2 separate regions of the Homo sapiens genome follow, and region 1 is linked to region 2. A link is an interaction called in ENCODE POLR2A ChIA-PET data of the cell type or tissue named here. Cell type or tissue: GM12878. All regions are shown on one strand. Each heading gives the region's core, and the rest is flanking DNA. Links, peaks and the distances in the headings are about the cores only. Region 1 overlaps TMCO1 (transmembrane and coiled-coil domains 1). Region 2 overlaps ALDH9A1 (aldehyde dehydrogenase 9 family member A1).

Region 1 (4,000 bases), core at 1-4,000, 75 kb after region 2:
TGGTGGATTTCCATCACTAGTCAATACTCAGTAAGGAAGCCATGGAAACAATGAATACAAGTAAGACTTAAGTGGAAATAATCATCTCAGATATAAAAAACAACATGCTTTTACAAACTATGCCAAAAACCCTCAGCCAAGTTCAAAAGCCACAACTGTCATTTTACAAAACTCAAATTCCAAAGCTAAGAGCAAAAATAGAGGAACTGCTTAAATTTGTCCTGTACACCTCACAAAATGGGTAAGAATCAAGTGAGATAAAGTATGCATGTGCTTTATAAACCATAAAATCATAGAAATGTGAGTTATCACTATTAATAATTTTATATTTTCATTATCTAAGAATTAATTTTTTTAAGAAAACCCAAATTTCATTTTGACTAATATCTCATCTTACCTATTTTCTTTTTCTGTTGTCGACCAGCTGACTCTGTTATTGTTTCCTTCTTCTTTTCCACTGTAAACAACATAGTAACACAGTAAAAATTAACTGGATTATACTAAAGAAACAAAGGATGCTTTATCACAGCTGAACCAATGAAAGAAGCTTGCAAGAAAGTTACACACTGACTGATTATGGTCATGATTAAGTTAACTGGTCCACTCTCATAGCTACTGATGGTAAAAGGTAGATACAATATTCTAAGAATGAAACAACAATTATAAGCATCATTAATCAAATACCCATAAAGAATTGTATTGATATAATCATAATGAAAACAGACCATCAGCTGAGGATGATTACCTTAGCTAGTTTCAAAGCACAATTTTCAAATTTCTATTCTCTCAGATAACTAGGGTTAATTGTAATTCCATTCTCTTATGACAGAAGGTAGAAATTTATTCACTCAGTTATTGGCTGCCTAAATAACTCTAAGCAGATGAAAAAAAAATGATCCCTACCTTCTAAAGAATAATCTAGTCAGGGGAAATAATCAAATGACAATTACAGTAATGTGACAAGATAGTTATACGCACACTGCAGGAAAATCAGGAGAGCCAAAAAAGCTAAGACCAGACAGACGCAGTGGCTCACACCTATAACCCCAGCACTTTGGGAGGCCTAGGCGGGCAGATCACCTGAGGTCAGGAGTTTGAGACCAGCCTGGCCAACATATAGTGAAACCCCGTCTCTACTAAAAAACATACAAAAATTAGCTGGGCGTAGTGGCATATGCCTATAATTCCAGCTACTTGGGAAGCTGAGGCAGGAGAATCACTTGAATCCAGGCGGTGGAGGTTGCAGTGAGTTTAGATCACACCACTCTACTCCAGTCTGGGCAATAGAGCGAGACTCTGTTTCTCAAAAAAAAAAAAAAAAATACCAATTTTTCTGATGCATTTCAATTACTATCATGATTACATAACAATAAGCTTTTGAAAAAGAAATAGTGGGCCGGGTGCAGCGGCTCACACCTGTAATTCCAGCACTTTGGAAGGCCGAGGTGGGCAGATCATGAGGTCAAGAGATTGAGATCATCCTGGCCAACATGGTGAAAACCCATCTCTACTAAAAATACAAAATTTAGCTGGGCATGTGGCGCGTGCCTGTAGTCCCAGCTACTTGGGAGGCAGAGGCAAGAGAATCGCTTGAACCCGGAAGGCAGAAGTTGCAGTGAGCCAAGATCTCGCCACTGAACTCCAGCCTGGCGACAGAGCGAGACCCCATCTCAAAAAATAAAAAAAAGAAAGAAAAAGAAATAGTGTAATGTATTTATATTATATTTACCATCTTTAATCACCTGTAAATGGACTAGGGATATGTCAAAAATTACCTTTACTTAGTTTATTTATATTATCTGTTACCCATATTATCTTAGTATACTAATAGCAAACAGTACGGTATAGGTACCATTTCTAAAACCTACATTAAAGAGAATTAGCGGGTAGAACTCTTTCCCTTAGTACATGAAGTTTGTCCCTGAATTCTAAAAGCAAAATTGGTATCACTGCTTTATCCAAGAATTGTAAAATTCAACTTGACTCCAATATTGCAAATGAAATTTAAAAGGCTGGCCAAAATAAAATATGTGTTTTGTGTATTTGTGTGTGTGTGTGTGTGTGTGTTTGTTCTGGAAGACTAAGTAACAGATACTGTTCTAGGTAAATAGAAAGGTAAGATACAGGCCAGGCATGGTGGCTCAAACCTGTAATCCCAGCACTCTGGTAGGTTGAAGTGGGAAGACTGCTTGAGCCCAGGAGTTTGGGATCAGCCTGGGCAACATGGCAAGACTCTGTCTCTATAAAAAATTGAAAAATTAGCCGAGTGTGGTGGCACATGCCTATAGTCCCAGCTACTCAGGAGGCTGAGGCAGGAGGAGCTCCTGAGCCCAGGAGCTTGAGGCTGCAGTGAGCTGTGTTCACTTCACTGCACTCCAGCCTATGCGAGAGCGAGACCCTGTCGCCAAAATAAAATAAAACAAAACATCATGTACATGGAAAGAGAGAGAGAAAGATTTTGAATGAACATACTAGTGAGAGATCATAAAAGAAAAATGTCAAATTTCACATTTTAAAATGTTATAAAAATAACATTTTATGTCGGGTGCAGTGGCTCAGTTCTGTAAGCCCAGCACTCTGAGAGGCCAAGATGGGAAGATCATTTCAGTTCAGGAGTTCGAGATCAGCATGGGCAACACGGTGAAACCTCGTCTCTACCAAAACTACAAAAATCAGCCGGCCATGGTGGTGCACTCCTGTGGTCCCAGCTACTCAGGAGGCTGAGATGAGAGGATCATGGAAGCCCAGGAAGTCAAGACTGCAGTGAGCCATGATTGGGCCACTGCACTCCAACCTGGGTGACAGAGTGAAACCCTGTCTCAAAAAAATAAATAAATAAATAATAAACATTTTTATTAAAATGTTATAAGGATAACATTTTTATTAAAATGTTATAAGGATAACATTTTTATTAAAATGTTATAAGGATAACATTTTTATTAAAATGTTATAAGGATAACATTTTTATTAAAATGTTATAAGGATAACATTTTTATTAAAATGTTATAAGGATAACATTTTTATTAAAATGTTATAAGGATAACATTTTTATTAAAATGTTATAAGGATAACATTTTTATTAAAATGTTATAAGGATAACATTTTTATTAAAATGTTATAAGGATAACATTTTTATTAAAATGTTATAAGGATAACATTTTAAAAGACAAAATGGACAGAAAACACTTAATGTTTTGTTCTTTATCATTGTTATTAAACAAAGAAACAAAAATATTTCTTTCCCACCCCAGAAGGACTATAACACAACTACTTGGCATTTAACCATGACTGCATAGAAAACAGGGCAATAAAAAGACAGAAGGCTAGAGAATAGAAACATAAGACAATTCCATAAACATTAGTCTGGTCTTCTAGAAGACCAGATTGAGACTAGATAAATTGTTTTTAGGGATAAATTAATCTAATGTTTTTCAAACTTCATGAGGTTGTGATGAAACCTTGGTGTGTGGATATTTATTCATCAGAATCTCACCTGACAACAAGAAGTAGAAATGTCAGAGTTGACAAAAATAAAAGATGTCTACTATGAAACACATTTCTGTCCATGATCTGTATTCCTGCATTCTAAATTCCAGAGTTCTGCCAAACAGTTTATAAATTATTCTAAAAGATTTATCCTATTTTACCGTAAACAACAGAAATACCTCATACTTCACAGCAATTTATACTTAGTAAGTGCTCTCAAATAAACAACTGTGTTACAAGAATCAAGTTATATATACTGTATTTTAATCTTTTTCATTTATTGAAGTATCCTTTCATTAGTATATATTATAATAGTAACACAATAAAAGAAGACCTACTGATATTTAGAATACATCTATAAGCCCAGTGACCACCTGAGTCAACCAACTCACTACCTTTAAGAAAGCATTTCCTTTTGTTAAAAGCAGCTCAGTAGGACTGCTTTTTGGACAACAGTATTCTTCTAAAAATGCCAAGGACCAGATCAGCACAAGCAAAGTAACCTGTATCAAAT
Region 2 (11,077 bases), core at 167-4,166:
CAATTTACCTTCTCCCTTCCTGACTCTACACTCAACAAAACAACCTTTTGACAATTAACTTGTTTCCCAGTATGCTGACCCTAGAAAGAGGGTACCCTAAGAGGAAAACATACATCAATTCTTACACCAAGCATAAATTATTCCCCATTCTTAAGTTTGTTGAGTATAATTAACACAAAATAGTTTTCCAAAGGTATAATCAACCATAAGTAGCTTAAATTTTGTTTCTTGAATTCAAGAGGAAACTAGGCCCTAGAGAGGCTAGTGCATTAATCGGTTGAATAAAGTGATGAATCAGTACAGAACATTTCAAATACAGGGAAGAGATATTACACTGGCAATAGTGAAACACGGTTCTGCTTACACTTTAGTGTAAGAGTGAACAAATAGGAAGTAATCTGTGATTCTATCGCTGCTAAGCCCTGGAACATTTACTAAGAGAATAGAAACTTTTACTCTGGAGATTTTTTTCTCTTTTAAAATAATGGATAGGCAAGTGGTTTTGGGGGCTGTTTTGGGGTTTCAACTCTCAGAGAAAATTCAGTTAATTAGATGGCCTTGGGAAATTTTTTCTGTGTTATTCTATTATTCTCCATCCTTACAAAAAAAAAGTTATCTACTAAGAGCATTAGGAGATCTTCTGATATAGTACGTAAGGATCATCAAAGATGTCTCTGACAAAAATTTCTGCCTGCTACTATTGCAAGAGTAACCATAAGATAAAATTGTTCACCATAACAACATACTGCTACAAGTATTTCTTAGGAAATACATGTGTTGTTCCCAACCCTGTTCCTCCTCTATATCACCCTGCTTTACAATATGACTTGACCAGGTGTTCACTGGGATGAAAGATTAGAAGCCAAGAGTAGGTCCCTCACTTCTCCCTTTCACTTCGAACCCCTCAGCAGGGCTTAATGTCTAGCTTTGAAGCCCAACAGACTAGCTCTTATACTTACTAGTTATATGATCTAAGACAAGCTATTTAACCTTTTTGAGCATTTTCTCATTTCTCAAATAGGTAAAATAGCTATATACATCTCAAGATGCTTTTGCTAATACAATTATGTACAACAATCACCTTGTCCAGAAGGAAAAAATGGAGGGAGGGAGGGATAAATTACAGTACAGACCACTAAATGCTAAACATGTAAGCACAAGAGGCAAGAAAAACAAAAGAACAGCACCAAACTCAGCGTCATGGCATTGTAAAAGCATGAGGTGTGACAGTATACACATGGTAAACGAGGAAGGACCAGTAGTGCAGGAGAGCTGGGTCTTATGGTGTGTGAAGAGAAAAGACGAGGCTGGAGAAACAGGGCCTGAGGGCCATGTTAAGGAGGGGGACCATGGCCAGTTTTACCCAAGGATGTACCATGATCAAATGTGCTTCTGTAGGAGGACCACTCTGGTGGCACTGTACAAGACAAACCAACCTGGGCCAGGGCTGGAGGCAAGAAGATAACCTACATACACAATCTCTTCTTTATTTAGATAGTTTTGTCATTGTTTTAAGTAACATTCTCCCTCCCCTTTTAATCCAAATGATAGCTACTTCACAAGGGGTCTCCAACTGAAAAATGACTGGGTCTCACAGACAAGATCTATACAATCTGGTATAAGTACCAAAGGATTCAAAGTAAAAATGAGAAAATATGGAAAAAAATGTTCATTTCCACTAGGAATCAATGAGCTTCTAGCCAAGATGGATTAACAGGGACCAGATTCATTCTCCCACCTTAAACAACTAAAAACACCAGATAAAATACATGAACCATTTTCAGACATCAGACATTAAGCAACTCAAGGCAGTGGTCCCTGGAGGAGGGAACCAATGAGGTGAGCCCTACAATTGCTGGAGTCTACTGCCTAGAGAAAGTTTTCAGGCCACAGAGCAGGGAGGAGGAAGCTAGGTGGCGCCCAGCAGACACATGAGTTGAGAAGATAGGGTGGGAGTTTAGGGAACTTTGAGTGGCTACAGTTCTTCAAGACTGAGTGTGGAAGGGAAAAGAGCTGCACAGATAGAGAACCCCAGAAATCTGCAGATTCCCCTTTGAGTACCAGTGTGAGAAAACTACCCAAGACTGGGAAAAGGACTACCCAAGAAGAAAATGTTTTTTTTTTTAAAAAAAAAAGCCCCAGAACTCACACAGGGCCAGGTATAGTTCATGTTCCCACCAGCCATGGTGAGAAAACCTCATTAACACCCGGATCACAGGGTTAAGCAGTCAGAAGGGTATTGAATAACATGGCGAAATTTGCTGATCTAAAAGCAAATCTTCCAAGGATCAAACTGATTCCAAGTAACTTCACTGTGTCCCAGAACAAAGCTTAAGAATATTTTTTAAAGTACAAGACTATCCAGCACCCAGCAATATAATGTGCCCTAGTGATTCACTAGAGATCATATGTCTAGTGATCAAAAACTACCAGGCATGCAAAAAGTAGAAAACCGTAACATTTAACCAGGAAGCGAAACTAACCAATAAAAACACATTCAGAAATAACACAACAGAACTAGTAGACAAGAACATTAAGTTATGATAGCTATACTCCGTATGTTCAAGAAGGCACAGAAAAACATAAGCATGTTAAGGAGAGCCACAGAACACATATATAAAAGACCCAAATTAATCTAGAGATGAAAATACACTAGATGAGATTAACAGCAGATAAAACACTATAGAAGACCGATGAACTTGAGTCATAACAATAGAAATTACCTGAAAACAAAACACACACACACAGGGGGTGGGAGGGAAGGCTCAGAAGGAGAAAAAAACCCATAAACACACCCAAAAACTGGAAAATGAACTGAGCATCAGTGACGTGGGATAGCTTCAGGCAGCCCAATATATGTGTAATTGGAGGCCCTGAAGGAGAAGTGATGGAAGAGGGGGCAAAAAAAAAAACTAAAGAAATCATGGCCAAATTTTTTTTCCAAATGAAACAAATTTACAGATCCAAGAAGATCAATAAACCTCAGGAAAAATACATATGAAGAAAACTGCACCAAAAGACATCATAATCAAATTGCTTAAAACCAGTGATAAGGAGAAAAATATTAAAACAGCCAGGGGTGGGGGGTAGAGGGAGTACATTACATACAAAGATACAAAAATAAAAATGACAGTAAATTTCTCTTCTGAAACAATACAAATCAGAAGACAGTGGAGCAACATCTTTAAAGTACTGAAAGAAAAAACTATTTACCTACAATTCATTCAAAAATTAATGCAAAAGAAAGACTTTTTTAGACATACAGAATCTGAAAGAGTACCAACAGACCTGCACTATAAGAAATGCTAGCCTGGCGGGGTGCAGTGGCTCACACCTGTAATCCCAGCACTTTGGGAAGCCGAGGTGGGCGGATCACTGGAGGTCAGCAGTTTGAGACCAGCCTGGCCAACATGGTGAAACCCCATCTCTACTAAAAATACAAAAATTAGCCAGGCATGGTGGCACACATTTGTAATCCCAGCTACTCGGGAGGCTGAGGCAGGAGAATCACTTGAACCCGGGAGGCGGAGGTTGCAGTGAGCCGAGATCATGCCACTGTACTCCAGCCTGGGTGAGAGAGAGAGACTCCTCTCAAAAAAAAAAGAGAAAGAAAAGAAAAGAAAAGAAATTAATTAATTCTAGGCTGGGTACAGTGGCACACACGTACAGTCCCAGCACTTTGGGAAGCTGAGGCAGGAGGATGACTTGAGCCCAGGAGATCAAGACCATCCTGGGCAACATGAATAAACCCGCTCTCTACAAAAAATACAAAAATTAGCCAAGTGTGGTGACATGAGTCTGTAGTCCCAGCTACTCAGGACGCTGAGGTGGGAGGATCGTTTGAGCCCAGAAGGTCAAGGCCATAGTGAGCTATGATTCCACTACTGTGCTTCAGCTGGGGAGACAGAGCGAGACCTTGTCTCAAAAAACAAAACAAAACAGAAAAGAAATGCTGAAGAAATTCCTTCTAGCAGAAGAGAAAATGACAGCAGACAGATATCTGGGTCTACACAAATGACTTATGAGCACCAGAAATGGTAAATATGTGGACAAATGTGAAATATTTTACCTTATTCTTAAAATATTTTAAAAAATAATTGTTTACAGCAATACTTTTTTTTAAATTCCAGCCTGGGAAACATGGCGTAACCCCATCTCTACAAAAAATACAAACAAAAATTAGCCAGGTATGGTGGTGCACATATACGGGAAGCTGAGGCAAGAGGATCCCTTGAGCCCAGGAGGTTGAGGCTGTAGTGAGCCATGATTGTGCCACTGCACTCCAGCCTGGGTGACAGAGCAAGACCCTGTCAAAAAAGAACAAAGAACTGCAGATCTTGATTAACTAGAAAAATCACTTAAAAGAAAACTGAGGGCTAATATGATTGTAGGTGTGGTCACAGAGTGGGATCTATTCAGTTATGGAATAAATTGGGGTGAAGGCAGGTTCAGAGCACGATCATCAGACAAGTGTTTTTGATTAATAAACACTTAATAATAAGCAGTGGGTTTTTGATTAATAAAACACCACACAGGTATCAAAGGAAAAGTAAAGGGGAGGGTAAAGTAAAAAGAAATGAAATTTAGTATCAGACAACAGATTTCAGAGCAAAAAATATTATTAGATATTACCCAGGATCAATAAAAGTCATTTCCTAACAATAAAGGAGCCAATTCTTAACAGCCCTACAATGCTGCTCATTCACAGGAAAAAAAATGGGCAAATGAAAATAATAAATTATCTGCTTTGAGTTATCTTTGGTTTATCGAATTAAAAATAAATTTTTAATAACGGGGAAAATACTTCGTTGGGAGAAAATTCTATATGAATATTTTGATATTTCTGCATGGTCAGGGCTTTCCAAGCAAAGGACACTGACGAGTTGATTGAATAGCAAAGGCCTTGAAAGGCAGAGACAGTATCTCCCTAAAGATAAAGAAATCTGGAGAAATTTAGAAATGTAAACCTCTTTACTTCCTGTTCCTGAAACATGTGCTTATACTCCAGGATAATAAACTTAGTGATACCTTCCCTCTCAACCCTGGAGATTTGCTTAATAAGTAATCTCAATCTCTCTCACTCTCTCCCCAGAGAAGAGGATGGGCAGATGTGCCAGTAATTTCTATTTAAATGAATCTCAGAAGTTTAGGGTTCTTCTCCTTTGGTGCAACTTCCTGCATGCACAGGGATCTCACCTGGTTCTCATCCCATCCCCTCACTCACCGTGGTGACCGGTGCTTTGAAAACAAAAAAACTAGGCCGGATGCAGTGGCTCATGCCTGTAATCCCAGCACTTTGGAAGGCCAAGGCAGGCGGATCACCTAAGGTCAGGAGTTTGAGACGAGCCTGGCCAACATGGGGAAACTCTGTCTCTACTAAAAATACAAAAAATAGCCAGGCGTGGTGTCATGTGCCTGTAATCCCAGCTATTCAGGAGTCTGAGGCAGGAGAATCGCTTGAACCCAGGAGGCGGAGGTTGCAGTGAGCCAAGATTGTGCCATTGCACTCCAGCCTGGGTGACAGAGTGAGACTCCATCACAAAAAAAAAATAATAATAAATAAACAGAAATTAGTGCTAAGGTATTGCTATGGCTGCTGCATTTTGCTGTAATAAACCATCCTTCTCTGTGATCCAAAAAGCCTCATGTCTCTTGCTAGAATATATATATGTATAAAATATACATATATTACACATAATTGTGTAATTTACAACTATAATATAGAATATATGTATATTATATAGATTATATATTATTCTATGTGTATAACATAGCTTATATGTGTATAATTATGTATATGTATATTATATGTGTTTTATATGTATATGTATGTAATATATACACATATACACACACACTCTTGAAAGCAGGGAAACTCTCAGACCCGTCACAGTTTCTGACGTAACATACTTATGACAAAAAGTCACCACAGACCTACCACTCAGCTATCCATGATTCTTATTTTGATGTATTCTCTTCTGAATTTTCTTTCTATAATGAACATCTGGTACTTCTGATCTTTAAGACTATAAAAAGTTTAACTATCAGAGTCCAGAATCAAGATGGCCGAATAGGAGCAGCTCCGATCTGCATCTCCCAGCGTGATCAATGCAGAAGACGGTGATTTCTGCATTTCCAACAGAGGTACTGGGTTCATCTCATTAGGACTGGTTCACCTGGGAAGCACAAGGGGTCAGGGAATTCCCTTTCCTAGCCAAGGGAAGCCGTGACAGATGGTACCTGGGAAATCGGGACACTCCCACCCTAATACTGCGCTTTTCCAACAGTCTTAGCAAACGGCACACCAGGAGATTATATCCTGCAGCTGGCTCGGCGGGTCCCCCACCCATGGAGCTTTGCTCACTGCTATAACAGCAGTCCAAGATGGAACTGCGAAGGTGGCAGTGAAGCTGGGGGAGGGGCGTCTGCCATTCCTGAGGCTTGACTAGGTAAACAAAGCAGCCAGGAAGCTCGAACCGAGTGGAGCCCACCACAGCTCAAGGAGGCCTGCCTGCCTCTGTAAACTGCACCTCTGGCGGCAGGGCATAGCTGAACAAAAGGCAGCGGAAACTTCTGCAGACTTAAACGTCCCTGTCTGACAGCTTTGAAAAGAGTAGTGGTTCTTCCAGCATGGAGTTTGAGATCTGAGAATGGACAGACTGCCTCCTCAAGTGGGTCCCTGACCCCCAAGTAGCCTAACTGGGAGACACCTCCCAGTCGAGGCCGACTGACACCTCATACAGGTGGGTGCCCTTCTGGGACAAAGCTTCTAGAGGAAGGATCAGGCAGCAACATTTGCTGTTCTGCAATATTTGCTGTTCTACAGCCTCCGCTGGTGATACCCAGGCAAACAGGGTCTGGAGTGGACCTCCAGCAAACTCCAACAGACCTGCAGCTGAGGGTCCTGACTATTAGAAGGAAAACTAACAGAAAGGAATAGCATCAACATCAACAAAAAGGACATCCACACCAAAACCCCATATGTAGGTCAGCATCATCAAAAACCAAAGGTAGATAAAACCACAAAGATGGGGAGAAACCAGAACAGAAAAGCTGAAAATTCTCAAAACCAGAGTGCCTCTTCTCCTCCAAAGGATCGCAGCTCCTCACCAGCAATGGAACAAAGCTGCACGGAGAATGACTTAGACAAGTGACAGAAGTAAGCTTCAGAAGATCGGTAATAACAAACTTCTCTGAGGTAAAGGATGATGTTTGAACCCATCACAAAGAAGCTAAAAACCCTGAATTCTACCAGAGATACAAAGATGAGCTGGTACTATTCCTTCTGAAACTATTCCAATCATTAGAAAAAGAGGGAACCTCCCTAACTCATTTTATGAGGCCAGCATCAGCCTGATACCAAGACATAACAAAAAAAGAGAATTTTAGACCAATATCCCTGATGAACATCGATGCAAAAATCCTCAATAAAATACTGGCAAACAGAATCCAGTAGCACATCAAAAAGCTTATCCACCATGATCAAGTTGGCTTCATCCCTGGGATGCAAGGCTGGTTCAACATACACAAATCAATAAACGTAATCCATCATATAAACAGAACCAAAGACAAAAACCACGACTATCTCAACAGACGCAGAAAAGGCCTTCGACAAATTTCAACAGCCCTTCATGCTAAAAACTCTCAATATACTAGGTATTGATGGGACATATCTCAAAATAATAAGAGCTATTTATGACAAACCCACAGCCAATATCATACTGAATGGGCAAAAACTGGAAGCATTCCCTTTGAAAACTGGCACAAGACATGAATGCCCTCTCTCACCACTCCTATTCAACATAGTGTTGGAAGTTCTGGCCAAGGCAATCAGGCAGGAGAAAAAAATAAAGTGTATTCAATTAGGAGGAAGTCAAATTGTCCCTGTTTGCAGATGACATGATTGTATATTTAGAAAACCCCATTGTCTCAGCCCAAAATCTCCTTAAGGTGATAAGCTACTTCAGCAAAGTCTCAAGATACAAAATCAATGTGCAAAAATCACAAGCATTCCTATACACCAATAACAGACAAACACAGAGCCAAATCATGAGTGAACTCCCATTCACAATTGCTTCAAAGAGAATAAAATACCCAGGAATCCAACTTACAAGGGATGTGAAGGACCTCTTCAAGGAGAACTACAAACCACTGCTCAATGAAATAAAAGAGGACACAAACAAATGAAAGAACATTCCATGCTCATGGATAGGAAGAATCAATATCGCAAAAATGGCCATACTGCCCAAGGTAATTTATAGATTTAATGCCATCCCCATCAAGCTACCAATGACTTTCTTCACAGAATTGGAAAAAACTATTTTAAAGTTCATATGGAACCAAAAAAGAGCCTGCATTGCCAAGACAATCCTAAGCCAAAAGAACACAGCTGGAGGCATCATGCTACCTGACTTCAAACTATACTACAAGGCTACAGTAACCAAAACAGCATGGTACTGGTACCAAAACAGAGATATAGAACAATGGAACAGAACGGAGCCCTCAGAAATAATACCACACATCTACAACCATCTGATCTTTGACAAACCTGAGAAAAACAAGAAATGAGGAAAGGATTCCCTATTTAATAAATGGTGCTGGGAAAACTGGCTAGCCATATGTAGAAAGCTGAAACTGGATCCCTTCCTTACACCTTATACAAAAATTAATTCAAGATGGATTAAAGACTTAAATGTTAGACCTAAAACCATAAAAACCCTAGAAGAAAACCTAGGCAATACCATTCAGGACACAGGCATGGGCAAGGACTTCATGACTAAAACACCAAAAGCAATGGCAACAAAAGCCAAAATAGACAAATGGGATCTAAGTAAACTAAAGAGCTTCTGCACAGCAAAAGAAACTACCATCAGAGTGAACAGGCAACCTACAGAATGGGAGAAAATTTTTGTAATCTACCCATCTGACAGAGGGTTAATATCCAGAATCTACAATGAACTTAAACAAATTTACAAGAAAAAACAAACAACCCCATCAACAAGTGGGCAAAGGATATGAACAGACACTTCTCAAAAAAAGACATTTATGCAGCCAAAAGACACATGAAAAAATGCTCATCATCACTGGCCATCAGAGAAATGCAAATCAAACCCACAATGAGATACCATCTCACACCAGTTAGAATGGCAATCATTAAAAAGTCAGGAAACAACAGGTGCTGGAGATGATGTGGAGAAATAGGAACACTTTTACACTGTTGGTGGGACTGTAAACTAGTTCAACCATTGTGGAAGACAGTGTGGCGATTCCTCAAATATCTAGAACTAGAAATACCATTTGACCCAGCCATCCCATTACTGGGTATATACTCAAAGGATTATAAATCATGCTACTATAAAGACACATGCACACGTATGTTTATTGCAGCACTATTCACAAGAGCAAAGACTTGGAACCAACCCAAATGCCCATCAATGATAGACTGGATTAAGAAAATGTGGCACATATATACCATGGAATACTATGCAGCCATTAAAAAGGATGAGTTCATGTCCTTTGCAGGGACATGGATGAAGCTGGAAACCATCATTCTGAGCAAACTATCACAAGGACAGAAAACCAAACACTGCATGTTCTCATTCATAGGTGGGAATTGAACAATGAGATCACTTGGACACAGGGTGGGGAACATCACACACCGGGGCCGTAGGGGGTGGGGGGCTGGGGGAGGGATAGCATTAGGAGAAATACCTAATGTAAATGGTGAGTTGATGGGTGCAGCAAACCAACATGGCACTTGTATACCTATGTATCAAACCTGCACATTGTGTACATGTACCCTAGAACTTAAGTATAAAAAAAAAAAAAAAAGGAGGCAGGATTATCACTTGTTCCTCGCAGCTCTGGACTCCCAGGAAGAGGCAGCCTGGTCAGATTCTGGGAAACAAAAGAAACCTTTTGTTTCCGTCAAGTTTCAAACAGAGGACCTTCCGTGTGTTAGGCCAGCGTGGTAACTACTACACCACAGAAACCCTTTGCATTGCAGGCTTTTTATGTTTTGCGATGAGTATTAAATACTTGTTTTTACAATTTTTTTTAGTTGACAAATAAAAATTGTATATATTTATGATGTAAAAAAAAAGTTTAACTCTCTTTTTTTTAAAGGGAACATCTACAAATCTATGAAATCTTCCCAATTAAAGTAACGATACTTAAAACCCTATCTGAAAACAAATCTGAAAAAGAAAGGTAGACTTGAGAATCATCAAAATAAAGAATAAAAAGGAAACAAGTAAACCACATGGTTTAAAAAGAAAGAAAGGCTGGGCACAGTGGCTCACGCCTGTAATCCCAGCATTTTGTGAGGCCGATGTGGGTGGATCACTTGAGGTCAGGAGTTCAAGACCAGCCTGGCCAACATGGTGAAATCCATCTCTACGAAAAATACAAAAATTAGCCAGGCATGGTGGCACACACCTGTAGTCCCAGCTACTTGGGAAGCTGAGGCAGGAGAATTGCTTGAGCCCGGGAGGCGAAGGTTGCAGTGAGCCGAGATCACTCCACTGCACTCCAGCCTGGGCGACAGAGCAAGATTCCGTCTCAAAAAAAAAAAAAAATAAAAATAAAAAAAGGACGATGAGCTATAAAGAGTGCATTATAATTCAAAACAAAGCTTTACAAACATGAAAACCTGCCAAAGGAGATGTCCAAGAGCCAACATCCAGATGGGAAGTATTGAACAAAAACTTGTTTTATATACTAAGGTGAGCATGTGGAAATGTTTTTCCATTTTATAAAAACGTTACGGCCTAATGTTGCAACAAAGTCGAACTGCAAACATCACAAAGAAACCTCAGAGCAATGTCTGAGTTCTGGAAGGAAATAAATTGGAACATACCCTTATTATCCTGGCAGCCTCCAAAAGGATTCGGCAACGCTCCATGCCAGATTTTTGACTCCATATTTTAAAAGCAGCCTTTGCATTTTGAACAGCCAAATTTACTTCCTTTTCTCCTGAACATGTGAAAGTAGCTATCACTCGGCCTATAAAGAGCGGAAACATCAGTTTTAACTCAAATTGTTGCCACATATTTAAATAAAATATTATCTATCAATA

What was found. Peaks named below come from ENCODE experiments on the same cell type or tissue, not always from the same donor. Only the 100,000 strongest peaks of a DNase experiment are listed, where the experiment ranks them.
Region 1: POLR2A ChIA-PET joins it to region 2 with 5 read pairs; 19 of 35 experiments call an interaction of 5 or more read pairs at or near these places.

What each region holds. Positions count from the first base shown.
Region 1 is chr1:165,759,128-165,763,127 of GRCh38, forward strand. It overlaps TMCO1 (transmembrane and coiled-coil domains 1), which reads right to left. Exons shown (of 7, transcript NM_019026.6): 3 at 398-457. Among named protein-coding and RNA genes, the nearest start is that of TMCO1, 7.7 kb to the right of the region's middle. In GM12878, for the core only: no CTCF peak of the experiment used is centred there; no DNase peak of the experiment used is centred there.
Region 2 is chr1:165,684,394-165,695,470 of GRCh38, forward strand. It overlaps ALDH9A1 (aldehyde dehydrogenase 9 family member A1), which reads right to left. Exons shown (of 11, transcript NM_000696.4): 2 at 10,859-11,004. Among named protein-coding and RNA genes, the nearest start is that of ALDH9A1, 8.6 kb to the right of the region's middle. In GM12878, for the core only: a CTCF peak has its summit at 1,912; DNase peaks (open chromatin) are centred at 1,988 and 2,448; H3K4me3 peaks cover 1,333 bases; H3K27ac peaks cover 1,598 bases.